Regions from separate parts of the Homo sapiens genome. Here region 2 is linked to region 1. A link is a loop called in an ENCODE intact Hi-C map of the cell type or tissue named here. Cell type or tissue: endothelial cell of umbilical vein. All regions are shown on one strand. Links, peaks and the distances in the headings refer to the core of each region. The heading gives the core; the rest is flanking DNA. Region 1 overlaps KCNJ15 (potassium inwardly rectifying channel subfamily J member 15). Region 2 overlaps ERG (ETS transcription factor ERG).

Region 1 (5,369 bases), core at 1-5,000:
ATAATAGTTAAGGTTCCAGGAAAATGGTAAGTTTCAAATCAGATACAACTTCAGAGCTATTTATTGAATATTATATGATTTGTTGACTTATACATATATTGGTTTTTAAGACACTCTTAAAAACGAGACACTCTTAAGGCACTCTTAAGACCAGATATTTAGATAAATTGAAACAACTATTTTGTTTGATTTTTATTTGAATTAAATTTCCAATTTTAATAGACTGTGATTTCAATATTATCTAAATATAAAATAAGATATTTTTAAGGTGATATTTCTGCTGCAATATTTGTTTTGAGTGTGTAGAGCAAAAGATAAGATGATCAAGTCTTCCAAATTTGGCTGAAATTGATATGCTAAATGACAATACAAAATTTTTTTTGGATCTTATGCTACGTCCTTGTACCATATACAATATAAATGAACAAGATTTTTAATTGGCATCACATTCAAATTAGCATTGATATGAATACTGTGAAAAGAATTTAATAGTGCAACAGAAAAGGTGTAAACATGCCCGTGGCATTATTTTTTGTTGATTATACCACACTATACAGTAAAAATAGCAAGTATAATAACTAAAAGAGATAATATCTAACTACACTGACATGTAATATTTTTTTAAGGAATGGAGATCTAAAGCAACCTTCCATAAAATTATCAACAGACAAGGAAAAAAAAACCTTCTAAATAATTAAAGACAACATCCTCCCTCTCGTTCATGGATTGAGGGCATTCTTTAAACTTTCACAAACTTTCCTCCCACTATTCTTACACCTGCCTTAAACTAGTTCAGTTCCAGGCCAGGGATTTTAGCCACATTTTCTGTTTAATGGGAGGACATTTGCAAATGCAGTAACATCAATATATATCCAGATTTGCTGTAATCTATACCATCATTTCACTGATAACCTGAATCCACTTTATTTTCCCCATTTTCTCTGAGTCCCAATGTTCATATTTTTATAGAACTAGAACCAAATAGACATGAACATATTTGTCAAGGACTTGCTGTCTTAACCTCAAATGTCTTTCACTGATGACTACCATGATTATGCTTGAAGAGCCAGGGCCTGTGCAAGTGTGTGCGTGTGTGCATGTGTGCGCGTGTGTGCATGTGTGCATGTGTTTACGTGTGCGTATGTGTGTGTGCATGTGTGCGTGTGTGCACGCGCGTGTGTGCATGTGTGTGTGTGTGCGTGTGTGACTGTGTGTGTGCTTGGTGGGGGGAATCATGCGTACATCTTTGTATGTATGCAGGGGCTGAATATTCATGGCCACATTCTGCTTGAGTGAATGCGCAAATCTGTCTTTGTTTGAATGAAATGAGAATTCACCTTTTGGACATTTAACCAGTCATAGCCCATTTATTTTTTGCCTCAAAGGAATGCAGGGCACTAGACCCCTGAATTTGGCCCGGGGCAAAATGTTACCTCTTGGTATGAGCTTTATTTAAATAGCAGGGGTATTCTTTACAGGCTTGAGATTTTCAAATCTTGTTCATGCATCAAAGAGTCATCTTGTTTATGAGTTTCTTACCTTCAGCTCCTCTTCTTCCTCATGGCCCCACCGGACCTTACAAACATCAGCATCTGAGAACATTTCCTGTATTGTCAGGCAGCTGAATTTTTCTTTTGTGCTAACTGTAATCAGCAAGCATGACTGAGACAACAATTACTCTCAAGAGCTTTATTTTGCTCTTGGAATGTCAGGGGATAATCCTATGCAGTTCCTTTATGGGCAAGCCATTTTAATAGATAAGAAATGAAATGGCTGAAAGAAATATTGGCCAATAATAATGAAATGAAGAGAGGCCAGGTCTGGATGCCACAGGGATACGGGACCCACACAGAGTCAGTTTTCCACACGGCTTCAGAAAGTTGCTTTGAGAACACTGTCCAGAGCACAGCTTTCGAACTTTCATTTGTACACAAATCATCTGGGGTTCTTGTTAAGATACAGACCCCAATTCTGTAAGTCTGGCTGGGACATGAGAATCTACACATTACTAATAAGCTCTCGGATGGTGCTGATGTGGCGGGTCTGTGAACCACATTTTGAATGGAAATATTTTGAATGGAAAGAGATAGTGGATTCAAAAATAAATAAAATAAAATAGAGGAAACAATGGCATCAGCCCCATTTGTGTAGGTTTCCACAGTTGTGAATTACAGATCTGATCAATTTCCTTCCATACAATTCAGTCCACTGAAGAAAGGTAAAAATGAAATTACTATATTTTGTGAACATAGAGTCTCTCTACCTCTTTTTAGGTATTACCACATAGACATAATTAGATATAATATTTTTCCTGCTTGAACAAAAAGAGCATGTTTTAAAGCAGTGAGATCAATGAATACTGAACCACAATTCAACTCTCAGCCATAAGGTCATTGGTTAAATAAATATCTTGTATTACAGCTAATAATCTTGTATAGAAATACATTTCCTTTTAATGTCAGGATTGCTAAATGTCTGTTTATCTAACAGGACATTATTCCAATTGCCCTACACCAAGCTCTTAGAAATGTAGCTTTATTTTATACAATTTGAATTATGAGAGTTCACTTTCAGACGAAGCACCTAACAGGAAATCTCTCAAACACAGAAATGCTGGTTTAGCCACAAGATCAAAGGAAAAGATTGATTTTGTATGTCCGTGCAGTTTTTGAGAGTGCGTCTACACATTTTCGTTTTCACAGCAATCTTTGTGTTTGAAGGGAGTTCTGATGTGGAAACAGCTTGCAGGGTTAAACCTGGATGGCGCCCCTGTGATCAGACATTGCTCTGTTGTAATAAAAGTGTCCTCAGTTCTCTTTCCCTCTGATCCTCCTGCCTGTACTTCTCCTCGAGTTGCTGTTTCTCAGAATCTGCACAGTAAAATGTGCAATCTGGGCTTTTCCGAATCTGTTCAAACTGACTGAAATCAGCCACATATTTTCCATTTTTGGAGAGAGATACCACAGGCACAAACTCAAAACCCCAGTAGATTTCCTCTGGGATATAAGATGTTCGGCTCTGGCAGACAGCGCTGGTGGATTCCACAGTGGCATTGAGGAGGACCACAAGCTCAAACTCCTTCTCCTTTAGGTTTTGGGGTGTGAGGTCTCTCAGGGGGCTCGTCTCATCCAGCACATGGTAGAATGTCATGGGCAGAATGAGGAAGGGGCTCTCAGAGGAGGAGTCCACGTGGAATTTGACAGTGGCTTGGTTGAGGAGAATCCGCTCCCCCTCCTTGGTGACGTGGGTCTGCAGGAGCTTGCCAGAGAGCTGGCACTGAATCAAGAGGCTCTTCCTCATATTGGCTACCTGAATCACCAAGCACAGCTTCCCATTCTGCTTGGTGATGACTGCACAGTGGCTGAACTTGATGGTCTCAGCCCGCTTTTTGGGTCTGGCGATTTTGGCCAGGAAGGTTCCGGTGATGAAGATCTCAATCAAGGTCGTGATGACCAACTGAGCAACCAACAGGAAGATGGCATGAGGACATTCCTCTGTGATGGAACGGACTCCATAGCCAATGGTTGTCTGGGATTCCAGGGAAAAGAGAAACGCCCCAGTGAGAGAGTCCACTTTCATGATGCAGGGGGTATGATTTGAAATGGGCTCACCGGGTTCTAAGTCCCCATGAATAAACGCGATGGCATAGTAGATGACTCCAAAAAGGAACCAGGTCATCACAAAAGTGGCAGCGAACAGGGTGAGTTTGTATCTCCACTTCATGTCGATAACTGTGGTCCACAGGTCTTGCAGGTAGAGTAGGTATATGCCATCCACTTTGTCAATTCTCACGTTGCTGTGCCCACTCTTGGACATGACGCGGGGTCTGTTGGCCTTGAGCCCAGCCCCAGCAGTGTGCTTCACCAGGGGGGTGCTGGACATGCCGATGTGAATGGCATCCATTGCCAGGCTCTGGAAACACTTAGAGAAATGACAAAGATGTTTCATTATCGCCATATGTGGTGGAACTTCCAGAAAATAGAATCATCATGTGAAGTAAGTATGAATGTACATGGAAGTACACAAGAAAGGAGAATTCTGAAGGCAAGATTAACTGATCTATACTTAGGTGGTCGGTAGGGTAGAGTGAGGAGCAGAGGCTTTGCAGAAAAGCAGACCGGGGTTAAATGCTGACTCTGCAATTCATCAGCTGTGTGACCTGCAGAAAGCTATTTAACCTCTCTGGACCTTTGCTCTCCAGTGTTTAAAATGGCAATACAACCTATTCCTCAGGGGTTTTGTTACTATTAAACAAGGTAAAGTGTTAAAACAGAGCCTTGTGTTTCAAAAAAATAATGTTATGCTGTTTTTTGTGATAACAAACTCTTATGCATTTATTTCATAGAGTAATATGTTTGCTTATATTCAGCTACCATGTATTCCCAATTATAGAAAATTTAAAATTATTTGACTGAGTGTAAGTCCAGTACTGCTATAACTAAAATCTACCATCCATGAAACAGTTCTTGATATGGAGAATGTTAGTATACATTTTTAAAACTCAGTAGTAATGCATTTTTTAAAACCTATTTTTTGCATGATATTCTTTGTAATAGCAATTCGTTTTCCCCCTAATCTAATGAATAATTAAGAATCTACAGCCTCTCCTAGTTTTGTTATGACTTTGGAAAAAACTCAGTTTGAAACAACCAAAAACATTCTTAAAGCAAATAATTAGGCTTTATTAATGGCTTGATCAATATGCTGGTTATTCTTGGAAAAGTGCTACCAATGTCATTTTAGACGTGATATTTAGGTATGGCACCAAAATTCTACCTTACTCCTTAGAACTAAGCAGAACCAGCAGAAGAAATCTATTTTAAAGAGCAAATGAAAAAGTCAATAAGTGTAGGCATCTAATATTATAGTAGGAAAGACCTACCTATAAGAAGTGCTGGGCTCCCATGCTCAGCCCCAGGGAACGCTCTGCTCCATGTTAACAGCCGGGAACAAGCTGTCTGTGAGGCCCCTAGCATCTTCTAGTACCTGCCTGATGACTGACATAAATTTCCCCCACATTCCTTGAAAAAGATAATGCGGGTGATTACAGAGTAACTTTACCTGGGTGGCATGTTTTTCTTCACCTCATTGGTATTTTAGGAACTAAAAAAATCTTCCCTTTTATTAAGGAACTGATATACAGATTCATGCATTGCTCTTTCTGTTAGAGCAGTATTATCTCAATAGAAGTTGTGAAAGTAATCCTCTGGGCAAATCCCTTCAAGGAAATGGAAACTGTATCCATTAGCAGCAAACACCTGTTCAGGAGGCAATGGGTCTGCTGGGCATTTTAATTTTCCTGTTACTTTATTAAGAGTGTGTTATTTACTAAATGCCCCCTTGTAATTGACTTTTCTTTAGAAAGTCAC
Region 2 (5,386 bases), core at 330-5,329, 81 kb before region 1:
TAGCACCTCCTTCCGTCATCACAGAGAGCCTCTTTCCCCTGGAACCTGTGCTCACTGGAGTTTTCCTTCCTCTCCTGACCTCATTAGGCAGTGGCCAGATCCAGCTTTGGCAGTTCCTCCTGGAGCTCCTGTCGGACAGCTCCAACTCCAGCTGCATCACCTGGGAAGGCACCAACGGGGAGTTCAAGATGACGGATCCCGACGAGGTGGCCCGGCGCTGGGGAGAGCGGAAGAGCAAACCCAACATGAACTACGATAAGCTCAGCCGCGCCCTCCGTTACTACTATGACAAGAACATCATGACCAAGGTCCATGGGAAGCGCTACGCCTACAAGTTCGACTTCCACGGGATCGCCCAGGCCCTCCAGCCCCACCCCCCGGAGTCATCTCTGTACAAGTACCCCTCAGACCTCCCGTACATGGGCTCCTATCACGCCCACCCACAGAAGATGAACTTTGTGGCGCCCCACCCTCCAGCCCTCCCCGTGACATCTTCCAGTTTTTTTGCTGCCCCAAACCCATACTGGAATTCACCAACTGGGGGTATATACCCCAACACTAGGCTCCCCACCAGCCATATGCCTTCTCATCTGGGCACTTACTACTAAAGACCTGGCGGAGGCTTTTCCCATCAGCGTGCATTCACCAGCCCATCGCCACAAACTCTATCGGAGAACATGAATCAAAAGTGCCTCAAGAGGAATGAAAAAAGCTTTACTGGGGCTGGGGAAGGAAGCCGGGGAAGAGATCCAAAGACTCTTGGGAGGGAGTTACTGAAGTCTTACTACAGAAATGAGGAGGATGCTAAAAATGTCACGAATATGGACATATCATCTGTGGACTGACCTTGTAAAAGACAGTGTATGTAGAAGCATGAAGTCTTAAGGACAAAGTGCCAAAGAAAGTGGTCTTAAGAAATGTATAAACTTTAGAGTAGAGTTTGGAATCCCACTAATGCAAACTGGGATGAAACTAAAGCAATAGAAACAACACAGTTTTGACCTAACATACCGTTTATAATGCCATTTTAAGGAAAACTACCTGTATTTAAAAATAGAAACATATCAAAAACAAGAGAAAAGACACGAGAGAGACTGTGGCCCATCAACAGACGTTGATATGCAACTGCATGGCATGTGCTGTTTTGGTTGAAATCAAATACATTCCGTTTGATGGACAGCTGTCAGCTTTCTCAAACTGTGAAGATGACCCAAAGTTTCCAACTCCTTTACAGTATTACCGGGACTATGAACTAAAAGGTGGGACTGAGGATGTGTATAGAGTGAGCGTGTGATTGTAGACAGAGGGGTGAAGAAGGAGGAGGAAGAGGCAGAGAAGGAGGAGACCAGGGCTGGGAAAGAAACTTCTCAAGCAATGAAGACTGGACTCAGGACATTTGGGGACTGTGTACAATGAGTTATGGAGACTCGAGGGTTCATGCAGTCAGTGTTATACCAAACCCAGTGTTAGGAGAAAGGACACAGCGTAATGGAGAAAGGGGAAGTAGTAGAATTCAGAAACAAAAATGCGCATCTCTTTCTTTGTTTGTCAAATGAAAATTTTAACTGGAATTGTCTGATATTTAAGAGAAACATTCAGGACCTCATCATTATGTGGGGGCTTTGTTCTCCACAGGGTCAGGTAAGAGATGGCCTTCTTGGCTGCCACAATCAGAAATCACGCAGGCATTTTGGGTAGGCGGCCTCCAGTTTTCCTTTGAGTCGCGAACGCTGTGCGTTTGTCAGAATGAAGTATACAAGTCAATGTTTTTCCCCCTTTTTATATAATAATTATATAACTTATGCATTTATACACTACGAGTTGATCTCGGCCAGCCAAAGACACACGACAAAAGAGACAATCGATATAATGTGGCCTTGAATTTTAACTCTGTATGCTTAATGTTTACAATATGAAGTTATTAGTTCTTAGAATGCAGAATGTATGTAATAAAATAAGCTTGGCCTAGCATGGCAAATCAGATTTATACAGGAGTCTGCATTTGCACTTTTTTTAGTGACTAAAGTTGCTTAATGAAAACATGTGCTGAATGTTGTGGATTTTGTGTTATAATTTACTTTGTCCAGGAACTTGTGCAAGGGAGAGCCAAGGAAATAGGATGTTTGGCACCCAAATGGCGTCAGCCTCTCCAGGTCCTTCTTGCCTCCCCTCCTGTCTTTTATTTCTAGCCCCTTTTGGAACAGAAGGACCCCGGGTTTCACATTGGAGCCTCCATATTTATGCCTGGAATGGAAAGAGGCCTATGAAGCTGGGGTTGTCATTGAGAAATTCTAGTTCAGCACCTGGTCACAAATCACCCTTAATTCCTGCTATGATTAAAATACATTTGTTGAACAGTGAACAAGCTACCACTCGTAAGGCAAACTGTATTATTACTGGCAAATAAAGCGTCATGGATAGCTGCAATTTCTCACTTTACAGAAACAAGGGATAACGTCTAGATTTGCTGCGGGGTTTCTCTTTCAGGAGCTCTCACTAGGTAGACAGCTTTAGTCCTGCTACATCAGAGTTACCTGGGCACTGTGGCTTGGGATTCACTAGCCCTGAGCCTGATGTTGCTGGCTATCCCTTGAAGACAATGTTTATTTCCATAATCTAGAGTCAGTTTCCCTGGGCATCTTTTCTTTGAATCACAAATGCTGCCAACCTTGGTCCAGGTGAAGGCAACTCAAAAGGTGAAAATACAAGGTGACCGTGCGAAGGCGCTAGCCGAAACATCTTAGCTGAATAGGTTTCTGAACTGGCCCTTTTCATAGCTGTTTCAGGGCCTGTTTTTTTCACGTTGCAGTCCTTTTGCTATGATTATGTGAAGTTGCCAAACCTCTGTGCTGTGGATGTTTTGGCAGTGGGCTTTGAAGTCGGCAGGACACGATTACCAATGCTCCTGACACCCCGTGTCATTTGGATTAGACGGAGCCCAACCATCCATCATTTTGCAGCAGCCTGGGAAGGCCCACAAAGTGCCCGTATCTCCTTAGGGAAAATAAATAAATACAATCATGAAAGCTGGCAGTTAGGCTGACCCAAACTGTGCTAATGGAAAAGATCAGTCATTTTTATTTTGGAATGCAAAGTCAAGACACACCTACATTCTTCATAGAAATACACATTTACTTGGATAATCACTCAGTTCTCTCTTCAAGACTGTCTCATGAGCAAGATCATAAAAACAAGACATGATTATCATATTCAATTTTAACAGATGTTTTCCATTAGATCCCTCAACCCTCCACCCCCAGTCCAGGTTATTAGCAAGTCTTATGAGCAACTGGGATAATTTTGGATAACATGATAATACTGAGTTCCTTCAAATACATAATTCTTAAATTGTTTCAAAATGGCATTAACTCTCTGTTACTGTTGTAATCTAATTCCAAAGCCCCCTCCAGGTCATATTCATAATTGCATGAACCTTTTCTCTCTGTTTGTCCCTGTCTCTTGGCTTGCCCTGATGTATACTCAGACTCCTGTACAATCTTACTCCTGCTGGCAAGAGATTTGTCTTCTTTTCTTGTCTTCAATTGGCTTTCGGGCCTTGTATGTGGTAAAATCACCAAATCACAGTCAAGACTGTGTTTTTGTTCCTAGTTTGATGCCCTTATGTCCCGGAGGGGTTCACAAAGTGCTTTGTCAGGACTGCTGCAGTTAGAAGGCTCACTGCTTCTCCTAAGCCTTCTGCACAGATGTGGCACCTGCAACCCAGGAGCAGGAGCCGGAGGAGCTGCCCTCTGACAGCAGGTGCAGCAGAGATGGCTACAGCTCAGGAGCTGGGAAGGTGATGGGGCACAGGGAAAGCACAGATGTTCTGCAGCGCCCCAAAGTGACCCATTGCCTGGAGAAAGAGAAGAAAATATTTTTTAAAAAGCTAGTTTATTTAGCTTCTCATTAATTCATTCAAATAAAGTCGTGAGGTGACTAATTAGAGAATAAAAATTACTTTGGACTACTCAAAAATACACCAAATTCTGTGCCTTCTTTTTATCTTTTAACCTTGGTTTAAAGAAATCTTGTTGACTCACACCTGTAATCCCAACACTTTGAAGGACAGAGGCGGGTGGATCGCTTGAGCCCGGGACCAGCCTGGGCAACATGAGAGTACCCAGTCTCTACAAAAAAATAAATAAATACAAAAAGCCGGGCATGGTGGTGCACAACTGCAGTCCCAGGAGTTCAAGGCTGCAGTGAGCTGTGATCACGCCACTAGCCTGGGTGACAGAGTGACACCCTGATTCAAAAATAAAATAAATTTTTGACAAAGCAGCCCAGATTAATGCTATATAGAAACAACTAGATAAACTTTTCTAACTTGTAATTTTAAACTCATTTTACTGAGTAAAACATCATTATCTTCTCACAAAAAAATGTTAAACTATTATTCTGTTGGAGAAAGTCATAATATTACCTGATTATAATTAGTGCTAGAATATGTGAATTACAAACTTCTGCAGGAAGCATGTTATATGTAGAAACTTTATGGAAAAAAAAAATGGTTTTTTCATGTTCTGTAGCCACATGGCATGTTTCCTAAAGAAGATAATACAGAAATAGTAGGTAGGCAGAATTTCATCCTGATATGACTTCATAAAACAATCTGGAGATGTTACAAGTTTATGACTCATGACTCATTGAATAAGCACAGCCAAACAGTACTAATTAAAAAATGGATGCTCGTCTAGAAGGGAGGTCGCAGGATTAAACCCCAGGCTGCGGCCCTTGAACTTACTTGGTCATACTTTACTCAGATGAGGATACAGAAGCTATCCTGATCTCAGCTCCAAATGCCATGGGGCTGAGATGACAATAGGTTATGTGACACATCCAGGATGCCAAAGAACAGGCTGAGGTGACGGGTTAGATCTTGAAGGTGTTAGGACCTCCATCCAGTCCTCCCCAAAACATCTGGGAGTTTGATGGAGCAGCAGCACATGTGAAAAGACTTCAGCGTTTTGGAGATGACAGCAATGAGATGTAGAATAGCAGCTTTTAATGAGCCATGACTAGGTCAGGTGCTGTATACACACTGCCTCATTACTCCTTCCAACTGCCCCTACGGTACACTTAAAAAAATGTCTTGACAGATTGAACAATTTGCCCAGCTCTGCAGCGTAAGAGGTGCAACAAATGCTTGTTCCAGGGCTAGTTAATTCCAAAAGCTTTTTCTTAATCTTAAGCTATTTTGCCTCATATGGACAGAAAATTAAACGGGAAGGTGACATGACTGCCCAATCTTAGGTTGCATTTTCTGAAACAGGTCACAAACGAGGACTTATTTGTTATACATTAGACTGCAACATCAATTCTGGGCCTACACTTAAAGAGGGACATAGGACAGTTAGTGCAGGTTCAGTGGGGAGAGACAAGGGGA

What was found. A loop is a pair of places that touch in the nucleus more often than their neighbours do. Peaks named below come from ENCODE experiments on the same cell type or tissue, not always from the same donor. Only the 100,000 strongest peaks of a DNase experiment are listed, where the experiment ranks them.
Region 2: it touches region 1 in a loop (7-fold over the local background); 1 of 110 quality-filtered maps calls a loop at or near these places.

What each region holds. Positions count from the first base shown.
Region 1 is chr21:38,297,796-38,303,164 of GRCh38, reverse strand. KCNJ15 (potassium inwardly rectifying channel subfamily J member 15) reads right to left here. Exons shown (of 3, transcript NM_170736.3): 3 at 1-3,921. The coding sequence starts at 3,903. The coding sequence ends at 2,776. Among named protein-coding and RNA genes, the nearest start is that of KCNJ15, 43 kb to the right of the region's middle. In endothelial cell of umbilical vein, for the core only: no CTCF peak of the experiment used is centred there; no DNase peak of the experiment used is centred there; H3K27ac peaks cover 352 bases.
Region 2 is chr21:38,378,625-38,384,010 of GRCh38, reverse strand. It overlaps ERG (ETS transcription factor ERG), which reads left to right. Exons shown (of 10, transcript NM_182918.4): 10 at 88-3,975. The coding sequence ends at 608. Among named protein-coding and RNA genes, the nearest start is that of LINC01423, 35 kb to the right of the region's middle. In endothelial cell of umbilical vein, for the core only: a CTCF peak has its summit at 3,398; a DNase peak (open chromatin) is centred at 3,410.